2 separate regions of the Homo sapiens genome follow, and region 2 is linked to region 1. Evidence: read pairs that join two places in POLR2A ChIA-PET (ENCODE). Cell type or tissue: endothelial cell of umbilical vein. All regions are shown on one strand. Each heading gives the region's core, and the rest is flanking DNA. Links, peaks and the distances in the headings are about the cores only. Region 1 overlaps LOC105374928 (a long non-coding RNA gene). Region 2 overlaps MAK (male germ cell associated kinase).

Region 1 (11,428 bases), core at 1,386-9,385:
TGGGGCTCCTTAACCAAAACATGTCTTATGTTGCAGATTTGAACTTCATATAATTTAAGGATTATGACCTCAAAGATTATGATATCAAAGACTAAGGCTTATGGCCAATTTGGTCATAGAACCAGCAGTCAGTTTCAGATCCTGGAAATGAGGCTGTTTTATTTCCTACCAAGGAGGCAATATTCCCAGGAAACAATTAGCAGAAACTTCCCAAGACTTTTCTGTTTCCTTGTTTAAATTAGGGGGATTTCTATCCCAATCTCTGGCTTGATTCCTGTTGCCATTTTATGTAGAGTAATTTTAATTACCATTACTTCAGATGAGCCAAATTCCCAGATGTCTTTGCTTGCTTCCTGCCCCAGAAGTAGGCCCAGAGATTTGTGTATACACTACTGACTGCCTTGTTTTCCGGTCCAGGTGCCTGGTGTGGTTCATAGAAATTTTTGTCTTGCTTTAAACCTGCTTATATCATTTTACTTATTCGTATTTTCCTGTCATTGTTCTTGTTTGAAGCAGAGTTGGGTATATAAGGCATGTACTTACTAATATAATCTTGATGCCTCCTTAGATGAGTCTTCTGTAAATATAACATACAAATTCCTTTAAAATTCCTTGGGGCCAACTGAATTAAACACTTTCTTTGTTGAGATGTTAGCAAGATGGTGGAATAAGACTTTGCAATACTTGTCCCCAAATAGAAACTTCAATCTGAATAACTATCCACGCACAAAAATACCTTCACAAAAGCTAAGAAAACCAGGTGACAGATAACAGCACCTATTCTGTGTGTAGCACAGAAATAAGAAAAGACTCGTTGAAGAGAGTAGGAAGGACAGTTTTACATTACCTGCATCATCCATCCCCCAACACCAGGCAACACAGCATAGAGAGAAATACCCTCTGCTTGAAGAAAGGAGAGGGGAGTGAGCACTGGACTTTGTCTTGAACCCCAACACCAGGCCTACACCAGTAAAACCCAGTACTGGGCAGGTCCGACAGCCCCAGACTTTAAGCTGGTACCTGAGGATGGAGTCTCCATTCCTGCCTCAATACCAGCAAGATCCTGCAGCCTCAAGCTCCAGGCTGTTCGGTGAACTTGATCCTTGGCCCTGCTCTACCACCAGGCTTACTCTAACAGTCGCAGGCTCTAGATTGGTCCCAGTGTCAGTGGCCCCAGTGGCCCCAAGGTTTGGGTCTGCCCCAGAGCCAGGCCAGCCCTCATAGACTGAGTCTCCAGGCCTTCCCTAGAACCAGGACTCGCCAGTCCCATAGTCCCAGGTTTCAGGCCCACTCAACACCAGGCCAGCTTGAGGTTCCAGGTTAGCTCAGAGCCACGTTGGTCCACACAGCTCCAGGCTTCAAGCCCACCTCAACACCAGATTGACACGTCTGGCCCCAAGTGCCAGGCCAGCACCCATGGACACAGGTTCCAGGCTTGCCCAGTGTCAGGCTGGTCTCTGAAACTCCACCCTCTAGGCTGGCCTATGCAGCTCCATACTCCATCAGACACAGGGTCCAGACTCATTCAGTAAACCTCAGTGCTGGCTGGTTCCCACAACCTCAGACTCCAGACCAGATCCTGTGGCTCCAGGCACAGGCCAATAACTGCAATTCCAGGCTCTATACCTGCCCCAGCACATGGCCAGCCAGCTCCAGGCTCCAAGCTGGTCCCCTGGGTCTGCTCCAGCAAACCCAGGTTCCAGGATACACTACAGATCCAGGCTCCAAAACAGCTCCCATAGGCCCAGGATCCAGGTTTGTTCACATGGACTGAGGCTCCAGTCTTGCCCCAGCACTAGGCCAGACCCTGTGGACTCAGGTTCTAGTGGTCTCAGGCACCAGGCTCATCCCAGCACTTGGATGGCCCCTCCATACTCAGGCTCAAGGTCTACCCCAGTGCCAGGTCAGCCACAGGGGACCCAGGCTTCAAGTCAGGACCCCACAGATACAGGCTGCAGGCCCACCCTTGCAGATCCAGGCTACAAGTACATCCTCTCAGACTCAGTCAACAGGTATATTACATTGGCTACAGGCTCCAGACCTAACCTGGACCCAGGCATTAGGCCCACCTACCTGCTGATCCAGGTACCAGGCCAGCTTGCCCAAGGATTCCAAAAGCAAGCCTACCTGTGGACCATGACAGATGGCATTCCTAGAATCTCTGAGGGGACTGACTGGTGAAGGGATTTCCCAGACAAAGCCAGTCTGCAAAGAATAAGTAGGAGATAACCTACTTCTCCAAATGCACAGACACCAATGTACAACCACAAGGATCAAAAACAATCAGGGAAATGTCACCACCTAAAGAACTAAGTAAAGCACCAGTAACCAACCTTAAAGAAATGGAGATGTATGAAATGGGTGACAAAGAATTCCAAATAATGGTCTTAAGGAAGTTTAACAGACTTCAAGAAAACAGAACAAAAATCAGGAGAACAATAAATGACCAACATAAGAGATTAAAATCATTTAAAAAATATCAAACATAGATTCTTTAGTTGAAAAAAGAATGAAATTAAAAATGCAAAAAAAAAAGTCAACAGCAGAATTGATCAAGCAGAAGAAAGACTCAGAATTGATCAAGCAAAATCAAAGACAGATTACTTTAAAATACACAGAGGATAAAATGCAATGAAAAGGAATGAAGAAAGCTTATGAGATTTTTGGGACAGCATCAAAAGAGCAAATATTTAAGTTTTAGGAGTTCAAGAAGGAGAAAAGACAAAGGGGTAGAAAGTTTATTTAAAGCAAAGTTTATAGCAGAAAACTTTCCAAACCTGGAGAAAAAGGTAAATATCCAAGTATGGGAAGGTCAAAAGTTCTCTAATTCAATTCTACCTAAACAAGACTACAGCAAAACATAATAAAATTGTCAAAAATCAAAGACAGGATCCTGAAAGCAGCAAGAGAAAAAAAAAAAATCACATAGGGCATTTCAGTAAGGCTAGCAGCAAATTTCTTACTAGAAATCTTATAGGTCAGAAGAGGGTGGCATAATATATTCCAAGTGCTGAAGGAAAAAAAAAGCTGCCAATCAAGAATACTGTACCCTGCACAGCTAGCCTTCAGAAATGACAGAGATATAAAAACTTTCCCAGACAAACAAAAACTGAGGGAGTTTGTCACCACAAGAACTATCTTATAAGAAACGCTAAAAGGAGCTCTTCAAACTGAAAGAAAAGAACACTAGTGACAGAAAAACATTTTAATGTATAAAAGTCACTGGTAAAAAAAATACAGTAAAATTCAGAATACTCTAATACTGTAGTGCTGGTATGTAAATCACATATCTTTTGTATGAAGTTAAAAGACAAAACTATTAAAAATAATGGTTACAATAATTTAAGTAATATGCAATATAAAAAGACGTAAATTGTCACATCAAAAACATTAAATGGAGAAGGGTGGAGCAAAAGTGTGGTGCTATTGTTTGAAATCAAAATGAAGTTGTTATCAGCTTAAAATAGCCTATTAAAACTAAAAGATGTTATATGTGAGCCTCATGGTGACCACAAAGCAAAAACCTATAGTAGATACACAAAAGATAAAATGTAAGAAATCAAAAATACTACTAGAGAAAAATAATCTAATCACAAAGGAAGACAGCAAGACAGGAAGAAAAGAACAAAAGATTATTACATTAACAACCAGAAATAATCGACAAAATGACAGTAGTAAGTCCTTGCCTATCAGTAATTATCTTGAATGTAAATGGATTAAATTCTCCTATCAAATGATAGGAGAGTGGTTAATGGGCAAAGAAATAAGACTGAATTGTATGCTGCCTACAATAAACTAACTTGACCTTTAAGGACAGACATAGACTGAAAGTGAAGGGATAGAAAAAGATAAAAAAGATATTTAATGCAAATGGAAACCAAAAGAGAGCTGGAGGGTAGCCATGCTTGTATCAGACAAAATAATGCTTTACGTCAAAAACATTTTGTGCTTTCTTAAGCTTTAGAGCAGCCTTGTCCAATAGAAATATAATGCCAGCCACATATGTACTTTTAAATTTTCTAGTAGCTATACTAAAAATATAAAAAAGGTAAAATTAACTTTAACAATAGATTTTATTTAACCCAATATGTTCAACATATTATTCCAAAATGTAATTCATATGAAAATTAGTAAGGTGTTTTTGATTTTTTTATAGTAAGTGTTTGAAATCTGGTGTGCATTTTACACTTACAGCAAGTTTCAATTCATAGCAGCCGCACTTCAAATGCTTCACAGGTACATGTGGCTAGTAGCTTTCAAATTAGATTGTACAGATTTAGGAGAGTTTATAAAATGATAGTAAATTAAATCACTACCACCACTTTGGGTTTTATTGCACCATTTTGTTCCCAGAATTTCATTAAGTAATTAAGACATACAGAGCAAAATTTAAATGGCCTCAAAAGCTGTGTCTTCCTCTATATTATAATTACAATGCTAATATATTTGAAGAACTCACCTTAACTTCTCTCTTTGAAGCAGGGAAAGATTGTGAAGTCTTATGTGTACAAATTTATAATAGAAACAAGACCATTGATATTATCAATTCTGAAAAACTGGTTTCTGTAAAATCAAGTTTTAGTTTTACCCAGGTGACATGAAATGAGAATATAAGATTTGAAATAATCATTACATTAATTACTTACTAAGTTAATTATATATTTAAATTGTATTTACTACCAAAAAAACACTTGGAAAGGCTGGAAGGAGTTAGAAGGGAGTCAGCAGTGTAAAACATGACGGAATTTTGTGGGTGTGTATAAAATTATTTTCAGTTGAGGTTCATTTTCAAAGCCTCCCCCTACTGCAGACAAAGGATATTTGGTTTTACTGAATGTTTTCATTAAGATTTTGATACACTGTTTACAGTCTGACATCCCAAGTGTCTCAGGCAGCTAGGTAGATCTGTTTGGATGCAAGAACTCCCTGTCATCTATGTGTGTCATCTGTGTGGGTGTTAACAAACCTTGCTACTTCTGGAGAAAGTAATGCTCTCAAAACACATTGTTTCATTATTAAGTCACTTGTTTTCTAAAGCATAGGACCATCTCAAAGTTTCGAATCATACTACTTTACAAAACTGCTTATTTATATGGCTTAGAAACATTGATAGTTGATCAACTAGATTTTGTGGCAAATCTTTAGAAATGCTCATTCGTCACATCTTTTGAAACCCATCCTTTTATTGGTAGTGGTTTTCCCTGGTAATTCCCAATCATGTCATATTTAGTGAAAACAATATCAGCAATCACAGAGGTCCATAGCCCTTTCCTCCAGGGAGTCTCCGAATGGTTTCCAGATTGGTGGGGGTGGGGGTCAGTGTTCAAAACCTCCTTGTGAAGAAAGAGGGGGAGGGAATTCATTTCCAATCAAGGTAAGGGGAAGTCAGCTCACAGGATCAAATCATTATCCCCAATCATTCAGTCCATCTGTGCTGTGACATTTCCCTTCTGACTGCATTTCCAACAAGCTGAAACACACCTATTTGGCAAGGACTCCTCTCATGCTGGCTGGGGAGCCATCATATTGCCATCACAGCTGGCTATGACAGGCTGCAGGAGTTTAGAAATTGTTCTTGACATGTTGGGAAGCATTTTTATGTCCTGTCATCACAAATGCATCATTTCCTTGTAAATAGTACTGCCTGCTCTCCAGTTCTTGCCATCTAGTTCCATGGCTTATTTTTCCCTATGACACTTACCACCACGTAACATGCTATATATTTGTGAATTTTCTGCTTCTATCCACCAGCATATAACGTCCACGAAAGCCATAGCTTTGTCTGTTTATTCACAGGTATGTTTCCAGCCCCAGGCACTTGATAGGAACTTAGTAACAATTCATTGAATGAAATTATGGATTTACGTACAAGAACAGTTAAGGAGAGTTAGAGAAACCTATGTGAAAGTCACAGTGCTGTAGTTTATTAGCTGTAAGATCTTGGGTAAGCTGCTCAACGTCTCTGGTTTTCAGGTTTCTCACGTATGAAATGGAGTAATAACATGTATCTTATTGAGGATTAGATGGTGGAAAACTCTCAACTAAGCACAGAACCTGGCTTATAGTAAGCATTCAAAAAAGGGTGGTTACTTGAAAAAATACAGTACTTTTTTAGTGACTCCTCACCTGGAAAGTTAAAACTCAGAATCCTCTCTTCAACTGTGAAGTTTAAACCTCAGGGTCGAGTCACATTCCTTCACCAGTCATGGGCAGTGACCTGGGCATAGCCCTGGTTTCCTGAGTCTCCAGGGCAGCAGGAAATTCCCAGCAAATCTAAACAGTCTTCAAGAATACCTTGTTCCACACACCGGGGCCACAGGCTTGCTTTATATCACAGCCCAGTGGGGACAACTTCGGAGAAGGAAGACGCACTCATGATACCCCACAGCATGGAGCTTTCAACAAACAGATGGAAAAATATTGGTTCAGCCCCTTCTAGCTGGAGATTGTTAGATTGGTTTTGCTGAATGGTGCTTTTCCCTTATTTGGACAGGTTGGGAAGTTGGGGACCTGGGGTTGCATTCCTGCACCCCACATTCCCAGCTCCTTTCCACCCTTGGTGTTGAAATAGGAGATTTGGAATGGCAACAGCTCACTCACCCTGCTCAGTCCCTGTGCTTCTGAAAGACAGATGTTCTTGGCTGGGCACAGTGGCTCATTCCTGTAGTCCCAGCACTTTGGGAGGCAGAGGTGGGTGGATCATGAGGTCAGGAGTTCGAGACCAGCCTGGCCAACCTAGTGAAACCCCATCTCTACTAAAAATACAAAAAACAGCTGGACATCTTGGTGGGCACCTGTAGTCCCAGCTGCTTGGGAGGCTGAGGCAGGAGAATCACTTGAGCCTGGGAGGCGGAGGTTGCAGTGAGCCGAGATCGCGCCATTGCACTCCAGCCTGGGTGACAGAGCAAGATTTCATCTCTAAATAAATAAATTAATAAAAAGATAGATGTTCTTGCTTCTCCTCCTCAGGCTTTCTGGAGGAAGCACACTTCTGAAAGCAAATAAGTACTAAATGTAGAATCTTACTAGTTCCTTAGAGCACACAAGGAATATTTTAGCAATACTTTTAAATAAATGGCATTTTACAAATGCAACACTAAACTGATAAGCATTCCTCACACCTCAAGAAGTGGGTATATGTTGCAGCGCTTCAAATGAGTCAGCGATATAATGTCACAAATTAGGCAAAGATATGAAAGCCTCTTTTAAATTGCGCTTTCATACATGTGAGATATTGTCGTCATTACTCATACTCAATGCTATATTTTTCAGATTAAGGAAAGGGAGGCAAAGGTATTTCAGAGGCAGGGTGGGCAAACAATGATTTCTATTCAAACACATGTGCACGCACAGTGTTTACAAGGCTCTCATGCACTAACTTCTCCCCTCTGGACAGAGAGTGGTCATGTGGGAGCCCTGACCCCACATAAACTGTGTCCATTCCTAGCTCTGGCCTTTGCTGACCCTCCACTCAGGAATGCTAGGAATGCCCTCCCTCTCCTTCCCTGTCCCCAGGCTCTCCATCTACCCAAATCCTGCTCAATCATTTGGACCCCCATCTTAGCACTTGGAGAATCCTTCCCTAAGCATTTCAGTGACCTACCTTCTCCTTACTCAAAACTTCTGTGACATGTTTGTGCTATCCTGTTTTTATAATTGGAAGTTTGTTTCTGTAACCAATTCCCTTCACCCCACTCCCCTCATTGCCTCCCCACCACAGACCCTAACAAGGTAGAGGGTATGTGTAATTCTTGCACAAAAAGGTTACAAATTCTTGTATCCCCTTTTTCTCTAATGGGAAGAAAGAATCTGAAATGCCCCTCTGGAAAGTGATGTACCCAGCAGACAGAAAAGCAGCCTTCAAAAGCTTCTGTAGGGCTTCGTGTTGCTATCTATGGTTCCATGGTCCTGACTGATCCTGAGTGTCCTAACCATGGGTTTTGGGTCCAGAGGACAGCCTGGAGTCCACTGGAGGGTGAGCAGAATTGTGGGGTGAGGAGGAATGTGGGGCAAGTGACACTGACACCTTTCAGTACATTAATGTGTAAAGCATGAATTCTGTAGAAGAGAATTACACTGTATTAGCATGGAATAGATTATGCTGTATTAAGAAAATGTGCCTATTTCTTGACACTGAAACAGATCACATGATCTCCAAAAGTAATGCTAGTTTTTGTAATGGGTGTGTGGGGAGTGTGTGTGTGTGTGTGCGCATGCACACATGCATTTGAATCCAGTTATCTGTGAGATAATAAACAAGTCTCTCTTCTGCAGCTCATGGTAGGGAGAACCCCCACAAGGAGACTGCACTTCAAAGTCCCTCCTGGATCCCATTCAGATCCAAAACTGAGCACCTGCTCTGTGCCAAGAAATGCTCTATGGAAATGAATCAGTTCCCACCATCCAGGAGGTCACAGCCTGCTCAGATGCAAAAGAACTCCATGCAGGCTAAGGTGCAGGGACACACAGCCTGGGGAGGCGTGGGGTGGGGGCTGATAGTTCCAACTTAGATGAAAAAGAAGGTTGCAACATTGATACGAAAGCTAGCTGTAGAAAAAATTCCTTCTCCTGGAGTGTGAACAATTTCTTGTAACTATTTTATTGAGAAATCTAATCTCATGAGGGTTTTTGTTTTTTGTAGCTCTCCTGACTAACTTGGTTTTTTGGTGTGTTTTTTTGTTTTTGTTTTTTACTATCTTTGAGATTATTGAGTTTAGCTGAAAATCCACAAAGACACCAAGGAAAGATCAGCTCTCCACATACACAGGGCCTGCTTGGGAGAACGCTGGTGTAGTCCAGGCCCCACATCACTTCTTCTCTTCCTCAAACTCTCTCAGTGCTCAGAAACCCCTAAACACACATACACATGCTCTCACATATACACATCACACACACTCCCCCACACCCCCATATACACCCCCAACACCACATGTGCACACACTCACATCACACATGTGCATACACACTCCACACACACACGCACTACACACACCCACACCACACACACACAGCCCTCACACCCCATACATACACTCCCGAAAACCACACATACACACATCACACATACACATACTCCCTCGACACAAACACCACATACACACACACCCCTCACACCCCATACATACACTCCCCAACACCACACATACACGCTCACATCACACATGCGCATACACACTCCACACACACAAACACACCATACACACCCACACCACGTACACACACACACCCGCTTCATGCCTGCTACATATACTCCCCAACACCACATGTACATACACACACTGACATACATCATACATACACATACACACTCCCTCTTACACACAAACAGACCACACACACACCCGTACACCACATACACACACACACAGTACACATCATACATACACACCCTTTGTGCTGTGAGGCCCCACAGTGCGAAGGCTGGTGCGTACCAGGCCCCTTGCAGTCTTCCTTCCCATGGCATGACTGCAAGGAGAGGGGAGATGGGGTGCTGGGTCTCCCGCCTCAGACCATTTTCAGCAAGAGCAGCCTCCTGGGGCTCTGAGACCTATCCCCCTTCCTAGTCATATCTTTATATCAAAATTAGCTGTAAACATAACAGTCCTATGACTCACTTGGAATACTACATAGGAAGTCAGGTTTTTGAACAATTTTCCCTTTTTCTAAAGGTTAAAATCAAGGCAGGAAATGCGGAGCATCACAGTACCAAGCCCGTGGGAATGGGGCCCACCCGGGTCCCTGTGCTCAGTCCGGCTCTCTCTGTAGTTCTCCCTGGCCACACCTCTCTGTTTACTCATAATTCTCTTTTCCTAACTACGTGGTGAAGTGGCGTCGGAAGTGATTTCAGATGCCTCCCTCCAGTATGCATTCTCCTGCCCAGTCTACCCTAGTCCACCTTTCTCAGGCTTTGCCCCACAGTTGGCCTCTTGCACTCTAGCCACTCTCTCTCTCGAAAATGCCCTGGGTCTCCCAATCTCCTGGCTGGACTCATCTGAACCCCCTTACCTGAAGAAGTAACCCCTTTCCCTTCCACACTTCCCTAGCTGCATCCAGTCCTACTCCCTCCTGAAAGCATTGCTAAAATCCTGCCTCCTTTATGAAGCCTCCCCCAGTCACCTAGCTTGGAGTATCACTTCTCAGCCTGGAAAGGCTTTACTGTCGTCCTGGGTGTTAATTTCATTTGTTTATTTGACAAATATTTGTTGAACACTTAGAAGGTACTAAAGACACCATGTTAGATGTGGGAGATACAGTGCTAACAGCAACACCATGAACAAGCTTCCTGTCCTATGATGAGTCCCCAGGCTGGCTGCAGGTTCTTTGTAGGGTAAAACTGGGTCTAAGAGCTCTTTGCACCTCTCAGAAGATACTAAGAATTCAATGAGATTTACTGGACCGATTAACTAACAAATGAATACATTCTTTTTTAACACAATGCCATGCAGAGTTTGAAACAACACTGTCAGTAACCCCTCTAAGTAACTAAGGCTGAATATGGAATGAATAGGAAAACATTTAGTCCTTGTTTTAAATATCAAGTGATTGTTTTCTGCATCAAATTTAGAATTCCGGTTTTGCCAAACACATCTCAGAGAAACAGGCTGGCCCCTGAGCCAGACAGCAGTTGTAAACATCTCTTCTTCCTGTTTAGAGACAGTACTGAATTCCAGAGCTGGACCTGTGAAATACCAGCGCTCCTCTCCCTCTAGGGCTTAGAAACGAATCCCTGAGGGTGTTTGTGTGTTTAGACTTCAGTGATGCCCAGTGCTGGTTGAGTGGTTAGCTCACCACACAAACCACCAGGAAAGGGGTTCAAAACAAGACAGATGGGACTTAGAGCAAAGGGAACACAATTACTCAACGGTCCAGAATCTCAATCCTAGAAGCCAAGTTATGGTTAGCCACATTGCTTCATTATTGACCTTGTTTTTTGGTACATATATTCTTTCTTGTACACTGTGTCTTTTTCTTTTTCTAATCAGCCTTCTTCCCACCAACATGGATTGTGCTGAAAGATGGCAAATACTTGTATGCTGACAGTTTTCTACAGCTTAAGACCCGGTTCTTGATGGGAGAAAAATAAACATCATCAGCTGCTTCCTTCCTAATAACCATACTATTTTAAGGGAACTTGAGATTTTGTTTATAAACTACACTGATGGTTATGTAACCAATGAGATCTATATTTCTGGCACATTTCCTTTCATACAGACTCAATTAAAATTTTCAGCCCTCATAGTAATCTTTACATTTTGTGGTTTACTTGACAACCTGGTGAACCTTGACATTTACCTGAAAGTCAGATATGCGTTTTAAGGTATCAGGAGAAAAAGAGTTTTCTTCTGAGGTAAAGGAGGCAGTGTGAGGTTGGTTTCCTGTCTTCAATTAGCATTAGATCATAGGTTTCTCGGCTGGGGGTCCCATGACA
Region 2 (11,428 bases), core at 2,362-10,361, 660 kb before region 1:
TAAAACTATGTATGGGCCCTGAAATCTGGATTTCATATGATTTCTACATATCACAAAATAGTCTTATTTTGATTTTTTTCAACCATTTCAAAATGCAAATCTATTCTTAGCTTGCTCTCTGCACAAAAACAGGCAATGGACTAGAATTGGCTCACTGACCATAGTCATGCCTGTAAGAGTTAAAGAAAGAAGAAAGAAACATGAAACGTGGCTTTGTAGTCAAAGACAGGTTTTCTTTACTTAAAACCTGAGAGGCTTCCCGGCTAATTTCGGTTAGGAGCACTTTCTCTTACAGACCCTGCACTTGATGGATCACCTGGCACCGCCCAAATTGATAAACTGGCTCATCTGATCTTGTGGCCCCCATCCAGGAACTGACTCAGTGCAAGACAACAGCTTGCACTCCCTATGACTTAATCTCCCACCGGACCAGTCAGCACTCCTGAGTCACCTGGCTGCCCCTGGCACACCAAGTAACCCTTAAACACTTCAATCCTTGAATGCTCTGGGAGACTGATTTGAGTACCAATAAAACTCCAGTCTCCTGCACAGCTGGCTCTGCGTGTGCTCTTTCTCTATTGCAATTCCCTGTCTTGATAACTCAGCTCTGTCTAGGCAAAGGGCAAAGTGAACCCATTGGGCCATTACAAGATTTTGTGTCTTTGGAAAGCACTTCACATTTTTATTCTTTTTTTTTTTTTTTGAGATGGAGTCTCGCTTAGTCACCCAGGCTGGAGTGCAATGGCGTGATCTTGGCTCACCACAACCTCTGGCTGCCAGGTTCAAGTGATTCTCCTGCCTCAGCCTCCCGAGTAGCTGGGATTACAGGCATGTGCCACCACACCCAGCTAATTTTGTATTTTTAGTAGAGACGGGGCTTCTCCATGTTGGTGAGGCTGGTCTCGAACTCCCGACCTCAGGTTGGGACTTCTCACCCAGGCTGGAGTGCTGTGTCATGATCTAGGTTCACTGCAGCCTCCTCCTTCTGGGTTCAAGTGATTCTTCTGTCTCAGCCTCCCGAGTAGCTGGAACTATAGGCGTGTGCCACCACACCCGGCTAATTTTGTATTTTTAGCAGAGACGGTGTTTCACCATGTTGGCCAGGCTGGTCTCAACCTCCTGACCTCAGGTGATCCACCCACCTCGGCCTCTCAAAGTGCTGGGATTACAAGCGTGAGTCACTGCCGCACCTGATCATTCATGCATTCATTCATGCATTCATCTTAGTATGGACTCATGGATATTTCTTTTTTCTTTGGGTTGTAATACTTATTTTTTTTTTTTTTTTTTTGAGACGGAGTCTTGCTCTGTCACCCAGGCTGGAGTGCAGTGGCATGGTCTCGGCTCACTGCAAGCTCCGCCTCATGGGTTCACGCCATTCTCCTGCCTCAGCCTCCTGAGGAGCTGGGACTACAGGTGCCTGCCACCATGCCCGGCTAATTTTTTTGTATTTTTAGTACAGACAGGGTTTCACCATGTTAGCCAGGATGGTCTCGATCTCCTGACCTCATGATCTGCCCACCTTGGCCTCCCAAAGTGCTGGGATTACAGGCATCAGCCACCGCGCCGGGCAATACTTAATTTTCTTGCTCAAATTGTTGCAGCTTTGGCCATTGGAAACTCAGTTGACCTCTGTGTCCCTCTGGCATAGCCAAAGGGTTTGTGTGTTTGTAGAACTTCCTTATTGTCTGGCACTACAAGACGTTCTAGGCTCATCTTGTATATTTCCTGTCCTAGTACTAGAATCAGCCATTTCTCCAAGTAGCTCTGGTTCCTTTTATTGAACAGTGGTACTGCACACCAATATCTGGACACCAATATCTGAGTGCTAGGTATGCTTATTGCTACTGGGCTGAAATCTACTTAAAACATTTTTTTACGTTATTCTTTTTCTAGCTTCCTAAATTAAATGCTCAAATTCAGCATATTTTCCATGCTCGTTTTTTTTTTTTTTTTTTTTTTTTCCACAAATAAACCATGTGCATACTTTTTTTCTGAGATCTGTTTTGGCTAGATGTGCAATGGCACAATCTTGGCTCACTGCAACCTCCACCTCCCGGGTTCAAGCGATTCTCCTGTCTCAGCCTCCCAAGTAGCTGGGATTACAGACATGCACCACCATGGCTCATAATGTTTTTGTATTATTAGTGGAGATGGGGTTTCACCATGTTGGCCAGGCTGGTCTTGAACTCCTGACCCCAGGTAATTCTGGAAAAAGAAAAACTGTGGAGACAGTAACAAGGTCAATGGTGGCCAGAGGTTCAGGGCAAGATAGGGAAGGATGAATAGGGAGAGGACAGGATTTTGAGGGAGTAAAATGATTCTTATGATACTATTATGGTGGATACATGTCCTTATACATTTTGTCAAAACCCATAGTGTACAACACAAGAGTGAACCCTAATATAAACTATGGACTTTAATTAATAACAATGTATCAATACTGGCTTATCAGTTGTAATGAATTATCTACATGAATGCAAGATGTTGATAATAGGGAAAATCGGGGAGGGGCAGATGAAGGGGCATATGGGAACTCTACTTTCTGATCAATATTTTCATAAACCTAAAAGGGCTTTTATTTTTTTTTTTTTGAGACAGAGTCTCGCTCTGTCGCCCAGGCTGGAGTGCAGTGGCACGATCTCACTGTACTGTAACCTCTGCCTCCCAGGTTCAAGCAATTCTCCTACCTCAGCCGCCCAAGTAGCTGGGATTACAGGTGCCCGCCACCGTGCCCAGCTAATTTTTGTGTATTTTTAGTAGAGACAGGGTTTTGCCATCTTGGCCAGGCTGGTCTTGAACTCTTGACCTCAAGTGATCCACCCACCTATGACTCCCAGAGTTCTGGGATTACAGGTGTGAGCCACTGTGCCTGGCCCTAAAACTGCTTTTTTTAAAGACTACTAATTAAAACAACAACAACAAATAGAATTCAGGATATAAGGTTTAAAAACATAATGAAAACACACTAGTTAGCCATATTTTTTTTAATGCCTATTCAGAGTTTAAAAGTGTCCCAGTAACAAAAGACTGCACAGCTTTGAGACATTAATTTAAACTGTACAAATACATATAACCATTACCACTAGGATAAATTACTCTTTAGATTTTAACATTTTTCAACATCTTACATCTGAACAGTTGACTCTTCTATACAAAAATATCATTATTATTTTATAATATGCCTTTGTATAATGCCCACAAGATGACACTTATTACAATAGCAGTTGTTACAAAGTCACAAAATACATAAAAATCTCAGCAGTTGGTAACATTATTATTCTTTAAAAAGAATTTACAGTACTAAGGTCCAGTCCAGAAAGTGGCAGATTTAAACAGAGTAGCCCAAAGTTCGAAGTGTCTATTTAAAATACCAGTTTGGAAATAAACTAAGGAAATAATATATGTACTATGTGATATCACTGCCCCAGCAGCTGAACGCACTTGCTTCAGAGCAAATGTGAAGGTCAGAGCTGAGTCAGTGGTCAGCAGCATGAGCTGGCTTGGGGGAACCAGCTGGCACACTTCATCTTTGTGTCTGGTAGGGACACAGAAACAAAACAATTTGAAAAGTCCAATGAACCAGCATCAAACAAACACAGTTTCCAGAACTTTCTTAATGATGTCCAGCCAAGAGAACCTTGACTTGGTTACTATTGAAGTCATCAAGCCATTGGGCTTGATTGTCACCTTGAATTCATGGGAACTGTACTGGTCAAGATCAAAACACAAGCCGTCCACTAAAATCAAGTGGCATAACTTTGATATTCTCTATGTTAAAGATAAATTTATTTCTAAAAAAAAAAAAAAAAAGCTGGGCACTGTGGCTCACACCTGTAAGCCCTGCACTTTGGGAGGCCGAGGCAGGTGGATCACCTGAGGTCAGGAGTTTGAGACCAGCCTGAGCCTGACCAACATGGTGAAACCCTGTCTCTACTAATACTACAAAAATTAGCCAGGCATGGTGGCACACGCCTCTAATCCCAGCTACTCGGGAGGCTGAGGCAGGAGAATCACTTGAACCCAGGAGGTGGAGGTTGCAGTAAGCCAAGATAGTGCCACTGCACTCCAGCCTGGACACAAGAGTGAAACATCGCCTCAAAAAAAAAAAAAAAGATATCCTGCTCAAGATTGAAATTACCATCGCTCCCATAGCTTCAAAGTAGAAAAACAAATAATTGCAATCTTTCTGTCATTGACAAAATGGCAGCGCAGAGCCTTAGTCAAATAAGAACCACAGCTGACAGCCAGCAAAGGTTGGCCCAACTGCTGTACAAAAACAAAAGACAAACCTCTTAAGCCAACCACAGCAAAGTGAAGAACTACTAAACCATTTGGGCACATACAACAAATGAAAACTAAAACACTCTAAACATTTTCTGGAAGTTGTTTTTTTTTAAGGGTTCTTATTGGATTTACTATTTATTAAATTGTAGATCAAATACTTCATACTTTGGCAAATAGTTTATTCAATACTTTGTAACATCCTACCCATATATCAACACTGTGGGCAATGATGCTAAGAAAATGCATTTCTTGGAAATAAGTAAAATAGGGGATGATTTTTGCCCTTCCAAGTACCCACTTTTGCATATTTCTTCCAGAACTCAGTAGAAATAGACATTTGTAGACATTTCCCAGGGTCAAGGAACTTGCACGTACTCTACGGAGCAATGCTGTAGGGTTTCACACCATAGACTCCTACCGGTGGCCTCCATACTTGGCCACCCAGTCTGTCCTCCCATGCACTGAGGGAATGGGCTGTGCACGGTTCACAATATTTAGGTTTTTTGCTGTAGGATTATAAGTACGTCCTGAAAACTGCCCCCGACCAGTTTTTGTGTTCCAGGTATATTCTGAAAGAAATCAGATTTGGAAAACAGGGTTTTACTCATTTGCTTATCAAACTCAAAATAAAGAAATTCATCCTCTCATTTGATGGGGAAAATCTGAATTTATGTTTAAAAGATTAACTCAGTACTCTCTGAGGCTTTTTAAATGTTAAAACCAAAAATTCTAGTGTAGTATTATGTTGACATCCATTAGAATTTCCAGTAGCTGGCCGGGCGCAGTGGCTCCTGCCTGTAGTCCTAGCACTTTGGGAGGCTGAAGCAAGTGGATCACCTGAGGTCAGGAGTTCGAGACCAGCCTGGCCAACATGGTGAAACCCTGTCTCTACTAAAAATACAAAAAAAATCAGCTGAGCGTGGTGGCGGGTGACTGTAATCCCAGCTACTCAGGAGGCTGAGGCAAGAGAATCACTTGAACCCGGGAGGCAGTGGTTGCAGTGAGCCGAGATCATACCATTGCACACCAGCCTGGGCGACAAGAGTGAAACTCCATCTCAAAAAAAAAAAAAAAGAATTTTCAGTAGCTGAAGAGCCAATATTATTCCTGGTTTATAGTGCTGACACTGCTGCTATTTTTAATATTTTACATTTAGATAGGCAACGCCAGGTAAGAAGACCAAGAAAATTTATTGGCTCAAATTCAATGGGCAACACCCACAGTGTTGGTGACTTTGTAATATCACACTGTGGTTACATCTAAATAATATTGACACAATATCACTACAGAAAAATGTATTTGGAATTGTGAATCTATAAAACTGTGGCTTCATGGAAGAACACACATGGGGTCCTATAATAGATTTCTTTTTAAACATTAAAATGTGGGTTTTAGAATGAAGATTTTTTTTTTTTTTTTTTTTTTTTTTTTTTTTTAATGAGGCAGAGTTTCGCCCTTGTTGCCCAGGCTGGAGTGCAATGGTGCGATCTCGGCTCACTGCAACCTCCACCTCCCGGGTTCAAGTGATTCTCTTGCCTCAGCCTTCTGAGCAGCTGGGATTACAGGGGCGCACCACCACGCCCAGCTAGTTTTTGTATTTTTAGTAGAGATGGGGTTTTGCCATGTTGGCCAGGCTGGTCTGGAACTCCTGACCTAAGGTGATCCACCCACCTCAGCCTTGCCAATGATCCACCCACCTCAGCCTCCCAAAGTGCTAGGATTACAGGTGTGAGCCATCGCACCCGGCCCATACTTCATTTCTCATTGGGAAAATCATGGGTGGGAACACAATTCCCTTAAATGGTAGGATCCTAAACTTTTAACCACAAGGTTGTTTCATTCATATATCTGACTGTTTAAAAATTTGTGAAAAATTTAAAATTTCTTGAACATTTGTTATCTGAACAATTTATGAGCTAAAACTGCTTCAACATTTCAAAGGACAAAGCAGGAGATCATTTTACAGACAACTTTTGATGCCTTCTTCAGTCCCTCCTTCACGCTTTCCTCACCTCGAATTGAGAGCTAAGGTATCACAGGTATTGTATCTGAGGAGGGATGTCTGCTTTTTCCATCTGGGGTTTAAATATCTCTTCACACTGTGTAGTAGCTGCCATTCTTGGATTAAACTCTAAGTGTTAATACTGAAATGAATCTGACCATTTTGTACCCCTAGCCCTAGCTATCCCATATTTACTGGCATGGTTTGCACAGTTTTTCTTAAATTTTCACTGTATAACTGGGAGTGAGGAGGGAATTCTGTGAGCATGTGGTCCTGACAAGCTACTAACTTCAGCATGGGTGAACAAGGTATTAAGTGTGGACACTCTGGGTAAGACAGCCGCCTGGCTGCCGTGTAGTTTGGTGGAGGCAGGGAGGCCAAGAGCTCCCCACTCCATGGTTTGACAGGTCCTTTCATTCCACTCTTTTTACTGGGCTTAAAATTCTCAAAGTCAAAGCCACTAAAAAGCTATCTAACAAAGTCAGGGACAATGTGTCTACAAGGGCCAGTCAGGGCACCATGTTTTCCAGAAAGAGCCCTTTAGTTATAGCCATTGGAATAGAAACGAGCATCTGTCTGCTAAATTAGTGAGCTCACCCATGTGGGCCACAGGTCAAACTGGTAGCAGGGGTAGAAGAGACAGCGTGGGAGGGGAGTAGAGAGCGGGGAGAGAGGCAATAAGCCCCGCTTATTCAGGGAGGGAAAAGGGAACGTGGCATTAGGCTAATGGGTGTGGCTCTGAGGGCAAGAAGTGAGAGCTTTGGGGAGTAACAAAAAGAGAAGCCTTTTTCCAGGTCATGATATCACCTAAGTCCTAAATGGTTTTAAATGAAATTGTGTCCAGGACAATATTTTGTAAAACTTTTTCAAGAGGGAATCATTTTGCTAAGAAGGGGGTAGTGTTGAGATTTAGGATTCCTTTCCTAGATATACTAGAATTTCAGGACTCAAGTACCTTTGGTGAAGAACCTAACAGCTGAGAGGAGCCCAGATCTCGTGGCAGGGCAAGAAGTGCTTTTGTGCCTTAGTGGGACCACCCCACACCTCACTGCCCTGCAAGAGCGGGAGGGATAGTGAGCCTTGCAATGCTTGCTCTGTGTTTAAAAACTGCATCTGTCCTATCAAGGACATTTAACTTCTTGTAGAAAATCTATGCTAAAGGAAAGAAGTTTGCCTCTAGTTATGGATTTAATTGATGCCACTGTGATACAACTTTTAGCAACATATAAAACTTGTGTGAGATGCGGATCATAATAGTACCTCCTGGAATACAGCCCTGGGAGGATTAATGAGTTAATGTACACAGAGTGCTTAAAACAGGATCCTGCACTTCTAAAGTGATCCTAAAGGGTGCTGTGTAGAACAGAAGTCACTCCTCGAAGTCCTTGTTAGTTTCAAGGCAGGGGATAAGGAAGTATTAGGGGAAGGAGAGATTACATGGGAGGGAAGACATTGATTTTCCTTCTCAAAACTTAAAGGGTAGAGGCCAGGTGCGGTGGCTCATGCCTGTAATCCCAGCACTTTGAGAGGTCGAGGCAGGCAGATCACGAGGTCAAGAGATCGAGATCATCCTGCCCCATCTCTACTAAAAATACATAAATTAGCTGGGCGTGGTGGCACGCACCTGTAGTCCCAGCTACTCCGGAGGCTGAGGCAGGAGAATCGCTTGAACCCGGGTGGCAGAGGTTGCAGCAGGGAGCTGAGATCACGCCACTGCACTCCAGGCTGGTGACAGAGCGAGACTTTGTCTCAAAAAAAAAAAAAAAAAAAAACAAAAACAAAAATCTTGAAGGGGAGAAAGAAGAGCAAAGACGAGACTATGCAAGAAGGGGGAAATAGTTGAGTAAATATGGTAATGACCTGGTTTTATTTTCTTGTGGGAAACTGTCACCCAACTGGCATGACTGGAAGACACATCTCTTACAGAACAGTGTTTTTTCTAAGGATTTGCATTGACCACTTGAGAGTGATTAATATTTACTTCATTTTTTACCTTTCCTCCTATCACCATCTGTAGAAAAATCTGATAAGCAGAGTAAAGAAATAAAAAGTTAAGAAAAAGCATTTACTTAAAAAAAATGAAAACAGGAATATGCATGCTAATTGGATAGAATAATTAATATATAAAGGCCTTCAATATCTTACAAAAATATTTTTTAAAAGACCCACTCTTGATTTATAAGAGTAGATACCTAGGTAACAAAATAATTTGAAACATTATGATTTTCTGCCTTTATATTAAAAATATAAAATGTGGCCGGGTGCAGTGGTTCATGCCTGTAATCCCAGCACTTGTGGGAGGCTGAGGCAGGTGAATCATTTGAGGTCACGAGTTCAAGACCAGCCTGACCAACACAGTGAAACTGCGTCTCTACTAAAAATACAAAAAAAATTAGCTGGGCATGGTGGTGCATGCCTGTAATCCCAGCTGCTTGGGAGGCTGAGGCAGGAGAATCGTTTGAACCCGGGAGGTGGAGGTTGCAGTGAGCTGAGATCACACCACTGCACTCCAGCCTGGGCAACAGAGCAAGACTCCATCTCAAAATAAATAAAATTTTATATTTCATATAAATGAATGGCTCATAAGGCTGGCTTAAATATTTGAGGCCTTATAAAAATCACTGCTGTATATAAAATGTTTACTTATTTTGTTTCAGCGAAAAGATAATGAAGCAATTCTTTTCACAGATAAGGTAACTGTAGTACTATTTAAGCAGTTCTATTGCGGCAAGAAATAAAAAAATAAAGAAGTCCAGGCTTTATACATTTTTAGCTCCAATAGTGTGAACTTTAAAGACTGGCACATCTAATCAGGGGTTTTAATATAAGATAGTGGTTAGGATAGGCTGTGAGCACACTTTCAGAGTCAACTTTTAAATTAAACTACAGGCCGGGCATAGTGGTTCATGCCTATAATCCCAGAGTTTTGGGAGGCCAAGGTGGGAGGATTGCTTGCGCCCACGAGTCAAGATCCAGCTTGGGCAACATAGCAAGACCCTGTCCCTACAAAAAACATTTTTTTTAATTAGCTGGGCACGGTCGTGTGTGCCTGTAGTCCCATCTACTCAGAAGGCGGAGGCAGGAGGATCACTTGAGCCCAGGAGTTCGAGGCTGCAGTGAACCATGATTGCATCCCTGCACTCCAGCCTGGGTGACAGAGCAAGGCTTTTTCTCTATAAAAAAGAATTAAAATAAATAAATTAAACTACAATTAGGTATCTTATTAAAGTTCTAATGATTGGCTTTAATGTTTATTTTTGGTGCTTCACTAAGAATATCTATTTCAGATTCAAATGATTCGAAGACCATTCATGGTCAAATCTGATTGGCTTAAGTACAGAATCATCACCCTCCATTTCAAGTGTGTACCCCCACATGTGGCTGTCACATGCCACACCACTGGGGAGCAAGCTTACCTCAGTTAGGCATAACGCTGGAGGGTGGAGGGATAAACCCTTCCCCCTGAATACTATTGCAAAGCAAAAGGCAGGGTGTGAAAGTCCTGCCACCGCTAATTTCTACGCCCTAAGATGGAACTGTAGAGACACACCTCATGTTAACTCATTCATAAATAGAGTGTCAGCATTTATTAAGCTTTCACCCTGTGCCAGGTCCTGGGCAGAGGGCTCTGGAAAAGGCATTTTCTCACATCTCTCTGTGCAGCACAGCACACTCTTTGGAAGTGGATTAAGTTGGGTTTCTATCCCAGCTCCACTAGCTGTGTGACCTCAGGTAAGTTACTTCACCTACATTTCATCATCTGTAAAGAAGAGATCTAGCTACATCATCAGGTTATCATGAGGATTAAATGATATAATTCCAGTAAGCCCTTTACACTGTGCCTGGCAGAGAGTCACCACTTAATTAGTGGTAGCTCTTATAATTATTAGACCCTCAAATCCTCATTTTTGGAAGAAAAATAGGACATTTCGGTAAAAACAAAAAGAAATGCGTTAATGAGGTGAGGCTGACTAAAAGTCTTCGCTTGGGAAAAGTGACTGCATAAACTTAAAAAGGAAAATGTTCCTTTCTGCTAGGAATCTAGAAAACTGTATCTGAAGTTGTTCCTACCTGAAGCCGTTGCATTGAGAGGTGCTAAGTGGATCCTCTGGCCAGCTGACTGCACTTCTTTTTTGAGAAAGGAAGGAATATATCCTGACTGATTGTAAGTAGCATAACTTCCAAGATTTCCTAGTGACATATCATAAAGTTTCACAGTCAGAAGGTGAATATTTTAGGCACAGTAGAATAACATTGAATACTACCCCATTACTTCTAAATACTATTTTTCAGCATCTACTATGTTTTAGGCACTGAGCTGCACTTGTTACAGATATTCTTATTCCATCCATACAACAGCCCGCTTAGATCATATTAGTATCCATATCGTGTGGCTCTCCAATGTTGAGTAACTTGCCTAACTTCTCACAGTTAGTAAGAGACTGAGCTGGGGTCTGAACTCAAGGCCCAGGGGTGTTCAGTTCACCCTGAACACGCCAGGCTTTCTCACGACCCCACTTCTTCACATGGGGGTGTATTTCCCACTGCGAAGCCCCTATCTCTGAAGTGCTCTCTGTGTCTGTCTTCATTCTGTAAAATGGTTGTAAGTGGACCTATTCTCGTAGGGTTGTTGTAGGGATTGATGAGACTCTTCAGAGCACGTGGCATAGAATCTGTACGCATTAAACGTCAGCTAGCATAATTGCCATCATTATCAACACCATCATCATCATCACTATTGGTGAATGCTCAATCTGGCGTTAGCATAGGGATGCATTGATGAGGAAAAATCTAAAGTCTGGAGACCAGTGAGGAAGTCACTGCTAAGAGCTGAAATGAGGGAGGATGAGGGTCTGAACCACAGCAGTGGCAGAGGGTGAAGAAGAAGGGAACTAAGCAGGTTCACGGGGTGGAGGTGGTAGGGAAAGAGGGAAATATAAACTCCTAAGTTTGCAGCTCAGGTGACTGGGGGGTGCGTTGTCCATGAATAGCAACATAGGAGGAGAATCAGGATTGGGGGAAAGACATGGTACCCAGAGGACATTCATGTTGTGGCAGGCAGAGGGCAAGTGGGCAGGCGTGGAGATTGGTGATGATCAGGGTGTGGTGGTTACAGAGTTGTGGGCTGAAGGAGCCAGC

The links. Peaks named below come from ENCODE experiments on the same cell type or tissue, not always from the same donor. Only the 100,000 strongest peaks of a DNase experiment are listed, where the experiment ranks them.
Region 2: POLR2A ChIA-PET joins it to region 1 with 8 read pairs; 2 of 35 experiments call an interaction of 5 or more read pairs at or near these places.

The regions. Positions count from the first base shown.
Region 1 is chr6:11,418,319-11,429,746 of GRCh38, forward strand. All of the region lies in intron 1 of LOC105374928 (a long non-coding RNA gene), which reads left to right. LOC105374929 (a long non-coding RNA gene) reads left to right here. Exons shown (of 3, transcript XR_926485.3): 2 at 8,275-8,453; 3 at 10,983-11,242. Among named protein-coding and RNA genes, the nearest start is that of TMEM170B, 110 kb to the right of the region's middle. In endothelial cell of umbilical vein, for the core only: no CTCF peak of the experiment used is centred there; a DNase peak (open chromatin) is centred at 8,363; H3K27ac peaks cover 3,089 bases.
Region 2 is chr6:10,759,751-10,771,178 of GRCh38, forward strand. It overlaps MAK (male germ cell associated kinase), which reads right to left. Exons shown (of 15, transcript NM_001242957.3): 14 at 10,361-10,480; 15 at 2,973-4,856. The coding sequence ends at 4,702. It also overlaps a transcript of TMEM14B not described here. Among named protein-coding and RNA genes, the nearest start is that of TMEM14B, 18 kb to the left of the region's middle. In endothelial cell of umbilical vein, for the core only: no CTCF peak of the experiment used is centred there; a DNase peak (open chromatin) is centred at 3,471.